Linked DNA regions of Homo sapiens: region 1 is linked to region 2. Evidence: chromatin contacts called from ENCODE POLR2A ChIA-PET data. All regions are on one chromosome and are shown on one strand. Each heading gives the region's core, a stretch centred on a gene start or an enhancer-like site at or near the end of the contact. The rest is flanking DNA. Distances are from core to core; before and after follow the strand shown. Region 1 overlaps USP10 (ubiquitin specific peptidase 10). Region 2 overlaps MLYCD (malonyl-CoA decarboxylase).

The links. ChIA-PET counts read pairs that join two places held with the same protein, here RNA polymerase II (POLR2A).
Region 1: POLR2A ChIA-PET joins it to region 2 with 11 read pairs in PC-9. The contact joins two enhancer-like sites. POLR2A ChIA-PET finds 5 or more read pairs at or near these places in 2 of 52 experiments (PC-9 and WTC11).

What each region holds. Positions count from the first base shown.
Region 1 is chr16:84,737,707-84,744,082 of GRCh38, forward strand. USP10 (ubiquitin specific peptidase 10) reads left to right here. Exons shown (of 14, transcript NM_005153.3): 3 at 2,603-2,663. Among named protein-coding and RNA genes, the nearest start is that of USP10, 41 kb to the left of the region's middle. RefSeq lists an enhancer at 986-1,035 and a silencer at 1,997-2,291. Within about 2 kb of position 3,725, at least 7 of the 41 ENCODE cell types and tissues checked have a DNase peak (open chromatin) inside an H3K27ac peak, as active enhancers do.
Region 2 is chr16:83,922,762-83,929,377 of GRCh38, forward strand. It overlaps MLYCD (malonyl-CoA decarboxylase), which reads left to right. Exons shown (of 5, transcript NM_012213.3): 5 at 1-4,270. LOC105371372 (a long non-coding RNA gene) reads right to left here. Exons shown (of 2, transcript XR_007065147.1): 2 at 699-6,616. Among named protein-coding and RNA genes, the nearest start is that of MLYCD, 27 kb to the left of the region's middle. Within about 2 kb of position 4,355, at least 12 of the 41 ENCODE cell types and tissues checked have a DNase peak (open chromatin) inside an H3K27ac peak, as active enhancers do.

The DNA of each region.
Region 1 (6,376 bases), core at 2,475-4,974, 810 kb after region 2:
TGTCACCTGGCTTCCTCATCTGAAGCTGGCAGTGTCGCCTGGCTTCCTCATCTGTCAGAGGGCCACAGTAACAGGACCTCCTCCCCAGAGTTGTTGAGGAGCAGGATGTGTGCCTGGCACACCCTGAGTGCCCAGTCAGTGCCACCTGGTGTCACTGGTCCAGCCTTTCCAGCCTCTCCACCCTCAGTCAGCGCCACCTGGCATTACCGGCCCCGCCTCTCCACTTGGCTTGTCCTCAGCGTCATCTGTGTATTTTTCCCGATTGCTGGGGTTTTCTTCTGCATGTTGTGGGAGTGGCTGGGAGTTGAGTGAGTGTTCACACCCCGTGGTTGAATGTTGAGGAAGGGGACAGCCGGAAGATGGTGAGCAGGGTTCTAACAGCTCTCTGCCTTGTGAAGTGGATGGGTGAAGAGGTCCCTTCTCTGAATTGTGCGTCTTCCCAGCCTGCTGCAGTCTCTCGGGTCTGGAGGTTTCCTTCAGCATTCTCTCTTCCCCGAGCAGAACAGAATACTGGGAAGTGTGAAGAGAACATTGATATAATAGTGATGAAACTGTTTTGACTCAGAAAAAGATGATTTCTTGATGTTACAATAAATTTTGTGTAAAAATAGAGTGATTCAAAACACTTTTCATGCCTCAAAATAACACAGCTTTCTGTCACCAGGGGGCATCCTAGTGTCATTAACAGAAAAAGAGGGCATTCTATGTATCAGTTTCTAAACTGTCTTCTTTGACCACAGAGGGTTTTGAACGAGATGGAGGCTTCCTGAGACACACATGGCCGCTGTGTCCACTGCCCTTATAGACCCACCTCTCTGCTCCAGGTGCCTGCCAGCATCAATGCTGGTGTGTGGAATGGTCTTTGCCTTGCGGGTGCCAAGGCTAGTGTAGCCCATCTCAGCATACAGAATGCTTTCTTCTGGGTGTCAACGTGATGCGTACTAGGTTGCCCCCTGGTGGTGGAGATAAGTGCAGCTGTCAACTCCTGAAGGTGTTGGCTTCTTTTGAATTGCCCTGTGTTTTCCTGTTTGTCATAATTCTCTGGGAAGAGAACTTACTGCGTTACTAGCAGAGAGAAGCTTTTATTGCTGTGATTATTGAATTGGTGTGCTGAGATCTCATTGGAGAACTCAGCTGAGGAAGCCAATCAAGCAGCAGCTCTCATACAGTATTGGGCATGAGACTTACCTAGGAGCCTCTGAACTTTGCGGCCCTAGGGCCGTTCCTGCACTGGCCTTTGTACTGCAGTGAACAGACTTTGGGAAGTGCTGCACCAGAATGTCTTTTTGTTCTTTTGTTCTGCCCTCAGGTAGCAGTTTATCTCTCTGCTTACCTTACCCCTTTTCTTCCTAAACCTTTTTTTTTTTTTTGAGACAGAGTCTTGTGCTGTTGCCCAGGCTGGAGTGCAGTGGCACTATCTCGGCTCACTGCAAGCTCCGCCTCCCGGGTTCACGCCATTCTCCTGCCTCAGCCTCCTGAGTAGCTGGGACTACAGGCACCCACCACCATGCCCGGCTAATTTTTTGTATTTTTTAGTAGAGACAGGGTTTGTTTTTTTTTTGTTTTGTTTTGTTTTGGTTTTTGAGACAAAGTCTTGCTCTATTGCCCAGGCTGGAGTGCAGTGGCGCGATCTCGGCTCACTGCAACCTCCATCCCCCAGGTTCAAACGATTCTCCTGCCTTAGCCTCCCAAGTAGCTGGGATTACAGGTGCCTGCCACCACGCCCAGCTGATTTTTTGTATTTTTAGTAGAGATGGGGTTTCACCATGTTGGCCAGACTGGTCTAGAACTCCTGACCTCAAGTGATTCACCCACCTCAGCCTCCCTCATTGCTGGGATTACAGGCATGAGCCACCATGCCCTGCCCCTTCCTAAACTTTCTTACACCCAATGTGTCCATTGGAAGCATTTCCAACTCTTAAATAAATGTTATGGAATAGCTAGGAAGAAGAAAAATTTAAGTTATTTTTGAGATAACCTTTCAGCTTTTTACAAAGAAGTCAGACAGTTCCCATTCTGCTTTCTGTCTGCCAAACAAGGAATGTGACTTCTAGCTGTTAATGTAGTTAATTAAGGCACTGTGTTAAAAAGGGAGCTGCAGTCACCAGGCTTTTTGTTTATAGTGCGCTTTCCTCTGCTCTCCGACCATGGACCTGGTCCCAGCCTCTACTGGCTGTGTTGCAATGTAGTGATCGTGAATAAGAGGTGCAGTCAGGAAGAGTCATCTTCGCTAGTGCACAAACAAAAGTGTCTGTGGTCTGGATGGTCAGTCACTGACATCCTGTGGAAAGAAGGATGTATCATAAGCATTTCATTGTAGCTGATTTACATGTCCATTGGAGTTCATTTTTATTCCTTTTGGCTTCATTTTCGGATCTGTTTAATAGTGATAAATATTTGAAAGCATTTCTATTGTGTTTTTTTCGTTAAATGAAGATGATTTAGATTGCACTGACTCTTCATGTATGTTATTCTGCTAGAAGTAACGGCATGCAAAGTTGTATGGATTAAGAGTTTTAATGAATTGTTGCCTTAATTAAATGGTAAGCGTTGGTTTTAACATTTTGTTGAATTAAAATTTGTTTTCTGATTCCTTGTGCAGCTTCCTCCATACAGTGGAACAGTTCTGTGTGGCACACAGGCTGTGGATAAACTACCTGATGGTAAGCTAGTTCTCTCCTTATTTCCCTGAAGGGAATTTGGCCATACGTGCTGGGTGGGCAGGCTACCTGTAAACATTGTTTCCCATTTGAATAAACATTTCTTTGTAGCTTGAAGTTTTTGCTGTAAACTGTAATGTATTTAATTGCTGAATCACTTTGACTAGTGAATTGGTTTTAAAGCGTATCCTGTGCTTCGGAGTGCCAGCCATGTAAGATTTAGTTTAGGAAATGGTTGTTGAGTTCTTTTTTTCCTAACAGTTCTGAGTGCAACAGGTATGTTACTCTTCATCAGCACATGCTGGAGTTGAAGCGAACTTTGGGTCTTGTTGCTAAGCAGCCTGCTGGCTCCAGCGCCAGCTAGCTTCTGAGCCTGTGTTCTTTGTAAACTAAGGGGCAGCTGGCATCTGTTGTTCTTGCAGTTCACATTCATGTCCTGGTCTGTCGCTGACTCTTGGGAACTCAGGTCAACTCTTCACCTCCTGGTCTGTTACTTTTTTGGGTCTCCATCACAGGCACTAAGCTGATTGCCAGAGATGGTGCTTATGGAGATGCAATGATTTTGTATTGCTTAAGTACCCAGCGTTGGAATACCAACAAGGTTGTTTAATTATTGATTGCAGGCTGCCCTTGCACAATTCAAACTTGTCGAGATCATTTTTCAATCTGAATCACTTTAAAGGCCCTTACTGGCCTCCAGGAAACTGATGCCAAACTTTTTCTTTGAGAGTTAGAGGTTTGGATTCCCTGTTCAGTTAGCATGGTCAGACTTATGAAAGGGGTTTTAATTACAATTTAGGCTTCAATAGAAGCCTTGAAAAGACTAACCAAACGTTTTATCTCCAGTAACATCAGGGAGTGATTATATCTAAAATTTTAGATTTATAAGAAATGTGGGAGACCATAAGGGAAAGAGCAGATCTAACAATAGCTTAGGACAAGTAATAAAATGAATGAAGCTTGAGGGACCGGGAAGCCGGGCTGCTCAGCCTCCTGAGCCACCTTTTAATTGGCTGATGTCAACCTCTCAGACATCTGAGTCAGTGGGACTTCCTCTGTCACTGTGTGCTTTGCACGTGGTGAGCATGCTGCTCATGTTGAACCAGTGCTTACAAATGCCCCATGATGTTCCCATGCACATCACTTCTTTGAGTTCACCCTCCTCCCTGTGCAGTGGGCACCACCAGCTCCCCCAGCCTCTGGAGTTCTGCTTCCCCCTCCCTCCTTCCAGCCTGCCTGCCCTTTTCAGTGACTGCTTCTTGGCCCTTTTTCTCCATTCTTTACTCTGTTCCCTCTAAGTCCTGCCTTTTTTCTGCCAAAAACACGACTGGAATCTTGCCACCAGTTTGCACAGTTAGTGACAGGCCTGCTTTTCTCTGCAGCCTTTCTGGGTATCTTGTGTTTCCATGACATTAGTTTCTCTTCCAGTGCCTGTTCGACTGTACAGAGCCTGTGGGCACTGTCATGGACCTGCCTCTCTTTCCAGCCTGCTCAGCTGCTGATGGCAGGATCCATTTCTCTGTGTCTGTCACTGCGCCTGTAGTATCTGGAATGTTGTAAGCCCTCAGTACATTTGTTGGATGAATGGTTTAGGATGCTTTATTCTGCTCCCTCCCACTACCTCCAGCTGCAGCAAGCCCTTTGCAGAGGCACCTCATCGTGGCTTCCCTTTTAGATCTCGGCCTTTTCTATTTTTGTGTTTTTTAATTTTTTTATATTTTAATTTTTGTAGGTACATAATAGGTGTATATATGTATGGGGTACATGAGATATTTTCATACAGGCATACAACAAGTAATAATCACATCAAGGTGAATGGTTGTCCTTCACCTCAAGCACTGCCTGTTTTAGATGTTCCTAAAGCTTGAGATACCACTCCTTCACCCTGCCCTTAGCAATTCAGTGATCCATCAAGTTCCACTGACCTCTCTAGTTTCTGATAGAAGTTGATCACTGTTTCCTGCATCCAGAAGAATCCTTTTTCTAAAGCTATTCACAGCTTTCTCTCCCCTCCCTCCATGTTTTCATTCTCAGTTGTTTGTATTTGTCTCCCTAATAAATGTGAACTCTCTGAGCAGGGCCCTTGTGTCACTAATCTCTGTATATTTCCCTCCCTCGCCCCCTGCCTTGTAGTCCAGTCCTCTCTACTGCATGTACTGCAGTGAGCAGCCTTGGAGAAATGCTGTGTTAGGATTCGTGGTTTTAAGAGCCTCTGCCTGCATTACCTGAGTATTGAGTTTCCATCTTCCTAATGTATTGATTGGGTTGTTGAAGCCAAGCGTGCAGGCCGTCCTGCACTTCGTCTGCCTGGCACATTGGGCTCTGAGCTCTCTGCCATGCGGTGCAAGGCACATGGCGTCCATTGTGAGTGTTCCTCCATAAGAAGAGGAACTGTGCTGGCTAGGAATCTGCCTTCTAGTGAGATGATCAAACATGGTATTGAGTAAATGTTTGATACTAATTATAACATACTGAAATGGTTCTGTTCACGTTACATCACATTCTAGAATGTTTTATGTTCTGATAAGATTGAGAATTGAGATGTGTACAGCACATCTGTGTCTTAGAAATAATCAGTCTTGCATAAGCTGAATGACACAACACGTTCTAGTTTCTAATGTGATTTCACAGCCTTCAAAGGGCAGGCTCCACATGGAGCCTTCCGCCCCAGGCACACCCGTTTCAATCTGGGGAGCCTTGACGGCCCCAGAACATCAGGGAATAGGGGATGTATGGAACCAAAATGAACAGCCAGCCCCTACATATGATAATAAATTCATTTCCCCTTGATATTCTTTTCAAAGTAAGGAAACAAAAAATAAATAGTAGCCAAAGGAATTAGATGGTCGTGACTTCATGCATAAACTTGCTGTTAGGTGTAATCGTCATCAGTGTTCTTTTCCAGGAACTTTCTCTTGTTGGGGCAGGATTGTGCTGCCACCACCCTTCACCCCCCACAGTCGGGGGCTGTGATTCTAAAGCATACGAAGATTCAGGAGGCCTCGGGAGGCTGTGTAGCTCCAGCCTCCTGCACACTCACTTGCACGTAACTGGCCCCTCTCAGCGTCTGTATTTTTTCTTCTACAAAAAGATTTCTAGGGGTCCTTTCAAGGTAAAATATATTCAGTTCTCCGCAGTAGAACACCGTTCTTTGGGTATTAGTTTCTTTTCTTAAGATAGATGCCTTGAAAAAAAAATTGGCCCCTTAATGCTAGCCTGGAAGAAATCTTCATGCATTAAAGATGAAATATAAGGCATGTGTCCTTCCCTTAACTTCAAAATGTGTAACTTTTTATCAAATATAAGGTGACATTGATGCTTGATTTCTGTTGAAAGACACAATTGATTCTAAAACTTAACCTGATTTCAGAGGTGTAAACTATAAAAATACGTCTGTCTTAGCAGGAATGAATTATGTGGATTGTGGTTAACTGGGAAGGAAGTATTGAAGGCTTCCCAAGAGATATTTAAAAGTTCACAATTCTAACTTTTTCTTTTGGTATTTTTGGAAGGCTTTACCACCCATGGGGTTAATCCAGTGTGAATTTATTTAGAGGACGTTTGCATGTGTTCATGTCAGGGCCATTTTTCAGACTTAATTGAAGGTTACCAGCGGAGGAGACCAAGAGATAGAGAATTCAGAAGAGTGCTCTGAAGTGCGCTTTTATATATAGGATTCTTTGTTGTTGTTGTTGTTGTTGTTGAATCTTTTTTTG
Region 2 (6,616 bases), core at 3,105-5,604:
CTGCTCACCTGAATGCGGGTTCTGGGATCTTTCAGTCCTTATTTGGATATTTGAATATTTGTTGGTTTTCTGGCTTCTCACAATTTCTAAGAGGTGACTAAGTGGATCATTCGTTCCCGGGAGAGGTGGGAATGGCTCCTGTGGACACGGCATTGCACAGGGGCTTGAGGGGACCTCCTGACCCCTGATGGCTGAGCACCCTTGTCATACTCCTCAGGGAGAGCCCAGGCCACCGGCTAGCTCCAGACTGGCTCTGCAGGGCCTCAGAATCTGAACTCCCTGTGGTCACTCTGAGGCCTCTCTGTCTCTCTGTGTCTTTCTCTTTCTACCCTCTCCATCCCTCCTTCCCTCTGAGGGCTTGACCTTCACTGACCTCCAGGGCAAGAACAACCAAGAGTTGCTCCCAAGAGGGCTTCCCTCCTCCTCGTTCTGTGTGGCCTCAGAAGTGAGGGAATCTCAGTGCTCTGTGCAGGCATGTGCTTATTCTGAGCTCTGTTTGAAATTAAACATGAGGTGTACTAAAGATTTAAATCGAGCAAACACCTCTGTGATTTCCAATTGGATTCTGAGGCGCTTACAGAAATATGAAGTCCATTTTGATCTACTCTTAGAAACAAAAGCTGCCCATGATTTCACCACAGAAAGTCTGCCTCATTTGCAGTTTAGCGGACTCACAGAGGTGACCCTAGATCTCTGTCTCGCCTTTGTTTGGTTTATTTCCACATTGCATTTGCGTTTCCCGCCTGGCTAGTTCTTGATCATTGAGGAAGGCAGAGAGAAACGAGATTCTCTGCTCTGGGCCAGGCATTCTCTGTACACGTTCCTGGTTCCAGCCTGCCTCCTTCCCTAGAGGATCACCGTGTCCAGCCCTGAAGCTGGAGCGAGTGTTCCTCACTTAGAGATGAGGCGATGAGGCGGCGAGCTGGGAGAGGGCTGAGCAGCTGGTGAGGGCAGAGTTGGGACTCAAACCCAGGCCCGACCACCACCCAGCTCTCCTTCCACCGCACTGGTCCACCTCCTGACCGTACGTGGGGAGACCCACGCAAAGGCCCAGAGAGGAGAAGGCCAGCAGTGGGCAGAACAGAGTGGGCCGCAGGTTTTGGCAAGCCTGGAGGGGAATAGGTCAGAAAGGTAGCCCGGCTGGGCTGAGAGACTGAGGACAGGGGGTGTTAGGGTGCTGACATTCTGGCAAGGGGGCGGGGGTCTGTGGAAGACAACCCCAGGCTGGGGTGGCTTCTCTCAAACCCGGGCATGCACAGTGCTGGCCGTATCGGTCCGAGCCCTCGGCTGCCAGGGAGAGAAGCTGAGCTCCCACCAAAGCATAAAATCCAGGCCAGCGAGGGGCAGCCAGACCACGGGAAGACAGGAGGAACCCGGACCTGGCTCTCGTGCAGGAAGCAGGCAGTGCACAGCTCCGCCGCCACAGAGACAGCCTCCTCTCATGACCCCAGACTCAGCCCGGGCCGTGGTGGGAACGATGGTTGGCCCGGTTTGGAGATGGGGGATCTGGCCCTGTGGTGAGTGCACCCAGAGCAGGTGTCTCTCCGGAGCAGTTGAGTAGAACAGCTGGCGTCACCTCTTCATGTTGACGAGGGGAGATGAGTGGCCCAGGCAGTTCCTAGAGCGGGGGAGATGGAGTGGGCCGTATCCCACCCAGCAGGAGCGCTTGCTTCTGAAGCTCCCGTGCGTCTGTGACAGAGGCTTGAACCCCCGGCTTGTTCTCTCACGTCTGTTGCCGTAAATCTGTCTCCATCGCCTGGCACATAGGAGAGGCTTGGCAAATATTTTTGGTTCACTGAAGAAAGGCAGCCCTCACTCCTGCTGCTCAGACAGCACCCCCTGAACGTGAGTTACTGCCTCCTTGAGCACTTTCGCAGGAGAGAAGACCAGAGAGCTGCCTTCAAAGATGCCAGAGCCATGTTTATTTAAGCGGCGCTGCTCCAGAGAGAACTGGCCATTTGCAGTCTCCACCCCAGTGTGGCTCACGATGCCACCTCTCCTTGCCAGCTCTCACCGAGGCCCCCGGTGACCTCCTAGGGGGTACATCCAGCCAGGTTCCCCCTCAGCAATGGCCAGGGGCCACCGTGGGCCACACTGCACTTCCCAAATGCTCCCGGCACTGGCACAGATGCACACCCTCTTGGCCATCCCCACCTGTGCTCCGCCACTCTTAGTCAGCCATTCCTCTCGGCTTCCGGGAGTCCCCTCCTTCTCTAAGGATCTCACCCCCATCCGTGTCTCTGCTGTCTCCTAACTACCGATAGCAAGGGCACTAGTGCCCCTGTTTGCCGGGGACAGGCCCTGTCTGGGGCCCTGGTGTGGCATCATTGTTAACAGAGCTTCTTTTCACTCTGAAGTGTTCAGTTAGGACAGTCACTTGCACAGTCCCCTCACTGGTGACACAGACACCCCATACCTGTGTGTTTCCCCTGCATAGCTCAGCAGCAGCTCAGGCTCAGCACGGCCAAGGCTGAATGCAGATGCCCTCCCTCCAAAACCTGGCCTCCTCCAGCTGTTCCTTCCTGGCGAGGCCACCTCCAACTGTGTAACACAGAAGCCTGGGTGCCATCCCTGGGGCTCCCCTCACCCCCACCTCCCACCCGTCCCCGGGCCCCTGGACAGACCACTGGCCTTGTTCTCTTCATTTCCCTGGCCCAGGTTACAAAGTCTCCTTCCTGATTATGTGCATTAACTAACCTCGCAGGTGCTCTGCCCACCTGCCTACGCCAGACTCTTCCAGATCCTTCTCCACCCCAGCAGGCAGAGTTGTCATTGTGAAATGCAAATCAGGTTCCATCTCTCCTCTCCTTTCCTACCTCCCACCATCCCCGTCACCCTCCCTGTCACACACAGCCCCCTCCGTGGCCTCTCAAGCCTGCTGTGGCCTGACCCTCCCCTCTGCTTTTCCAGGCCCTCCTGGCACTGTCCTCCCTCAGTCTGGGACTCCCTGTCCTCCCTCCTTCCTGCGTGGCACATGCTCCTCCCTCTTCTTGAAACGCTCTCCCCTCCCTGCCTCCCAGGCAATGCCCACTCTGCCTCCAAAGTTCATCCATCGTCCTCTCCTCAGGAAGATTTCCCTGGTGGCTTGACTAGGTCACAGTCCCCCTTTATTTGCCGTCTTCTCACTGGGGCCTCTCCTTCCTGGTAGCTTCTAAACAAGGCAGTTTCATGTGTGTATCTCCACTAGACTAGACGCTCTCTGAGGGCAGGGACCCTGCTTCGCTTCTGGCCCGAGGTGGCTGCAGGGTCTGCAAGATCATCAGGGCCCCCTCCAATGTGACACTTGCAGAGGGGACCCCTGGCCTGGGGCCACGCTGGTTACTTGGGTACACTCCTTGCCCAGGGTTCCACAGCCCCTTAAAGGCAGGGTCTTTCTGGCCACGCCTGGCCCTGGTCTGGCCTCCCCAAGGAGCCCTGCCGCTGGGGGTGCTGTGTGGGAACAGAGCACAGGCCCTCCCTCCCAGAGCCCACGAGATCTCACTTTCTCCAAGCCCAGCTCCCCAAGGACTCAGACCCCAGTTGCCCTGCACTGAACGCTGGCTTGCCCTAGCTCACTCGGACCCCACCCTGCACTGGGAAGGAGGGTCCCTGTCCCCGTTTGACGGGTGACGACACTGAGGCCCAGAGAGCTGAAGGGGCTGGCCGAGGGGACGGGCTTGGGCGCTTCCATTCTCACACTGCTGCCGTGACACCTAATCCATCCGGGGAAGTTCCCTTTAAACCCAAAAGGGGACGGTGAAGCCACACGCGGCCGCCCTTCTCAGGAGCCCACTTCCACCTCTCGCAGGCTAGACAGCGTTCCCCAAGTCCCCCCTTGAGCTGGGTGGGCTGCCCAGCTGTGAACACAAGGACACCTCCGATTTCGTCCTGTGAATGTTGATATTAGTGGTCCCTTCCTTCAGGGGCTGTGGGGATCTCAAAAGATAAGGCAGGTCTGGAGTCCTGCGCGGTACCTGCCGCATGGCAGGCTCTTTACGGACAGCGCAGGGACGCACTTTGATGCTGAAAATGAGTCTCTGGGACAGATGGATCCCAGTCTGGGTCCTCGCAAGCGCTGTGCACCCCGTCGCCGCGAGATGGCGGTGTTGCGCCCCTCCAGCCTCCTCTGCTCTGCGCTTGGGCGCTGAATGTTAAAATTCCTAACAGGTGAATCGCTTGAATCCGGGAGGCGGAGGTTGCAGTTGGCCGAGATGGCGCCACTCACTCCAGCCTGGCGACAGAGCGAGACTACGTCTCAAAAAAAAATAAAAATAAAAAAATAAAATCCTAACAGGTAGCATACCTGCACTCGGAACTTGCACAGCCGCTCCCCACTCTCTCACAGGGATTAGGTAACGATACTCAGAGCTAGAGCAGGCATTTGGGACTGCCCAAACCAGCTGCTCTTCCTGCTTTCTGAAGCTTCCCCGGGGGAATCTTCTGGCTCCCAGTCCGAGCCTCCTGTGGTCAGCTCCTCCTTGCCCAGTCGTCGTTTGCAGTACAGCAGGGGCGTGGTCATTTGCAAATGTCCCAGAGGGCCCCCTCCAGTCGCTTCACATCGGTCTCAAGTCGGGCTGACTGAGGGCATGACTTTCTGTCTCAGGCATGGAGCCCAGATCACAGATCGAAACTCCGCTAAATCTAGAGGCCACGGGTCCCAAACACCAGTCATTTGCTGAGCACTGTCGCAATTTTTTTATATCCCTCCCATCAATACAAGCTGGATTTTTTTATTAAGTAGAAGCTAAAAGTAAAAAGTAATATAAAAACAAAACAGCATTAAACTTCAGTTAGATACATTTGCTTTCTCTCTTCAAAAAAATCGGGGTTGGCGGGGGAGGATTAATAAATGTTAAGGTTTTTTAAACGTATATTACCAAACAGACTTTCTCTTTGAGGACTCAGAAAGTCCTCAAAAGACTCATAAAGGAGCAAGAATTGGAAAAGGATTAAATGAGATTATTGCTTCGTCCAGGAGCCACCAGATTATCACACATCTCACACCCTGGGCAATCCTTTGAAGAATTTTGCCTCTAGACATGCAAAGTGCACTTTGCCCTGGGTTTATCTAAGTCCTGCGCTGTCGCCCAGGCTGGAGTGCAATGGGGCCATCTTGGCTCACTTCAACCTCTGCCTCCCAGGTTCAAGCAATTCTCCTGCCTCCGCCTCCTGAGTAGCTGGGACTACAAGCACACACCACCATGCCTGGCTAATTTTTTGTGTGTTTGTAATAGAGCCAGGGTTTCATCATGTTGGCCAGGCTGGTCTCGAACTCCTGACCTCAAGTGATCCACCCGCCTTGGCCTCCCAAAATGCTGGGATTACAGGTGTGAGCCACCACGCCCGACTCTTAGAGATGTGTTCTGGAAACCCCAGTGATAAGCACTGGGACCAGAAGGAGAAGCTACATGCAGGTAGAAGCCAGACCTTGGCGTCCTGGGAGGAGGAACTTCCCTATGTGACCAGGAGTTGGGGCACCCCAGCAGAACCTGGCCTCTGCTTGGCACAGTGGCATTGGGGACCAGCCAAATCCTGCAGGCCTTCCAGAGCTCCAAAATACTTATTAAGCTTTCACTTAAAATCTCATTTGTAACTGCACTGGAAGTGGCCAATTCACAAGTGTGATGCATCAGAGATTAGCACGTTGGAACCACCAACATGTCACCTTGTGGTGTGAGGTCATCTCGACTTCGTAAGCCCTCAGCATACCCAGGCTTCTCCCAAAATCTGTGAGTTGCAGCAGCCACAGAGAGAACAGTCTGAAACTCTTATAATTTGCAGCTTTTTATCTGTATGAATCAGAGCTCCTGCCCATTCCTGTGCAAGCACAGACACAGGCTGGCTTAGAAACCAGCAGTGGACATAAACCTCTGCTGCCCAAGTGTTGCAATCCTCAAAGCAGCCTTGTGGTTGAAAGTGGAGATTTTTACCCACGACCTCAGGATCATGAAGGCAGCACCTATGGTAAAGCAGTCGATTGCCAAACCTCTTCTGAAAGGAATGTGGGGCTTTCACAACAATAATCGGCACTGGCCTTAGACCCAGGCAGGAGGGCACCTGCCACAGACCCCACGCTTGAGAGGCCCTTACGTGTCGCAGACCCACACGCAGGACTCCTATGTCCCTGGGATACAGCACTCAGTGTTGGCCCGGACTTAGCGTCCACTCTCGCACAACCACCCCCCAAGCCTCGAAGAAACACTGTCTGCGTCTCCCGCTTGACAACTTGGAAACAAAAGGCCACTTCATCTAAATGCTGTAAAGGCAGGTAGGTTGTGCATCACCAACAGAGACAGACATTGCACTGGAGTAGAGGCAGGGTCTGAGAGGTGGAAGAGCTGAGGTGAGACAAGAGGTGCAGTCATTGAATTGTCTGGTCCTTCCTCTCTGATAGCAGGAGTCCAAGAGCCTCTTGCCTGACAAAGTCCAGCTTGCCATGGTGCAGGTGTAATTTATGAATCTCACTCGACTGCATTCAGTTACTCATCCAGACGGTGCCAGCCCATCCATACGATGCACAGTCATCTCTGACATCTTGCTGACCCTTAGGCACATAAAAACATAGCTGTACCCAGTTTTTTTCCAACTGTATTGTTAGACAGGACAGAGGCTAGAAAATATTTTATTAGGACCCAGA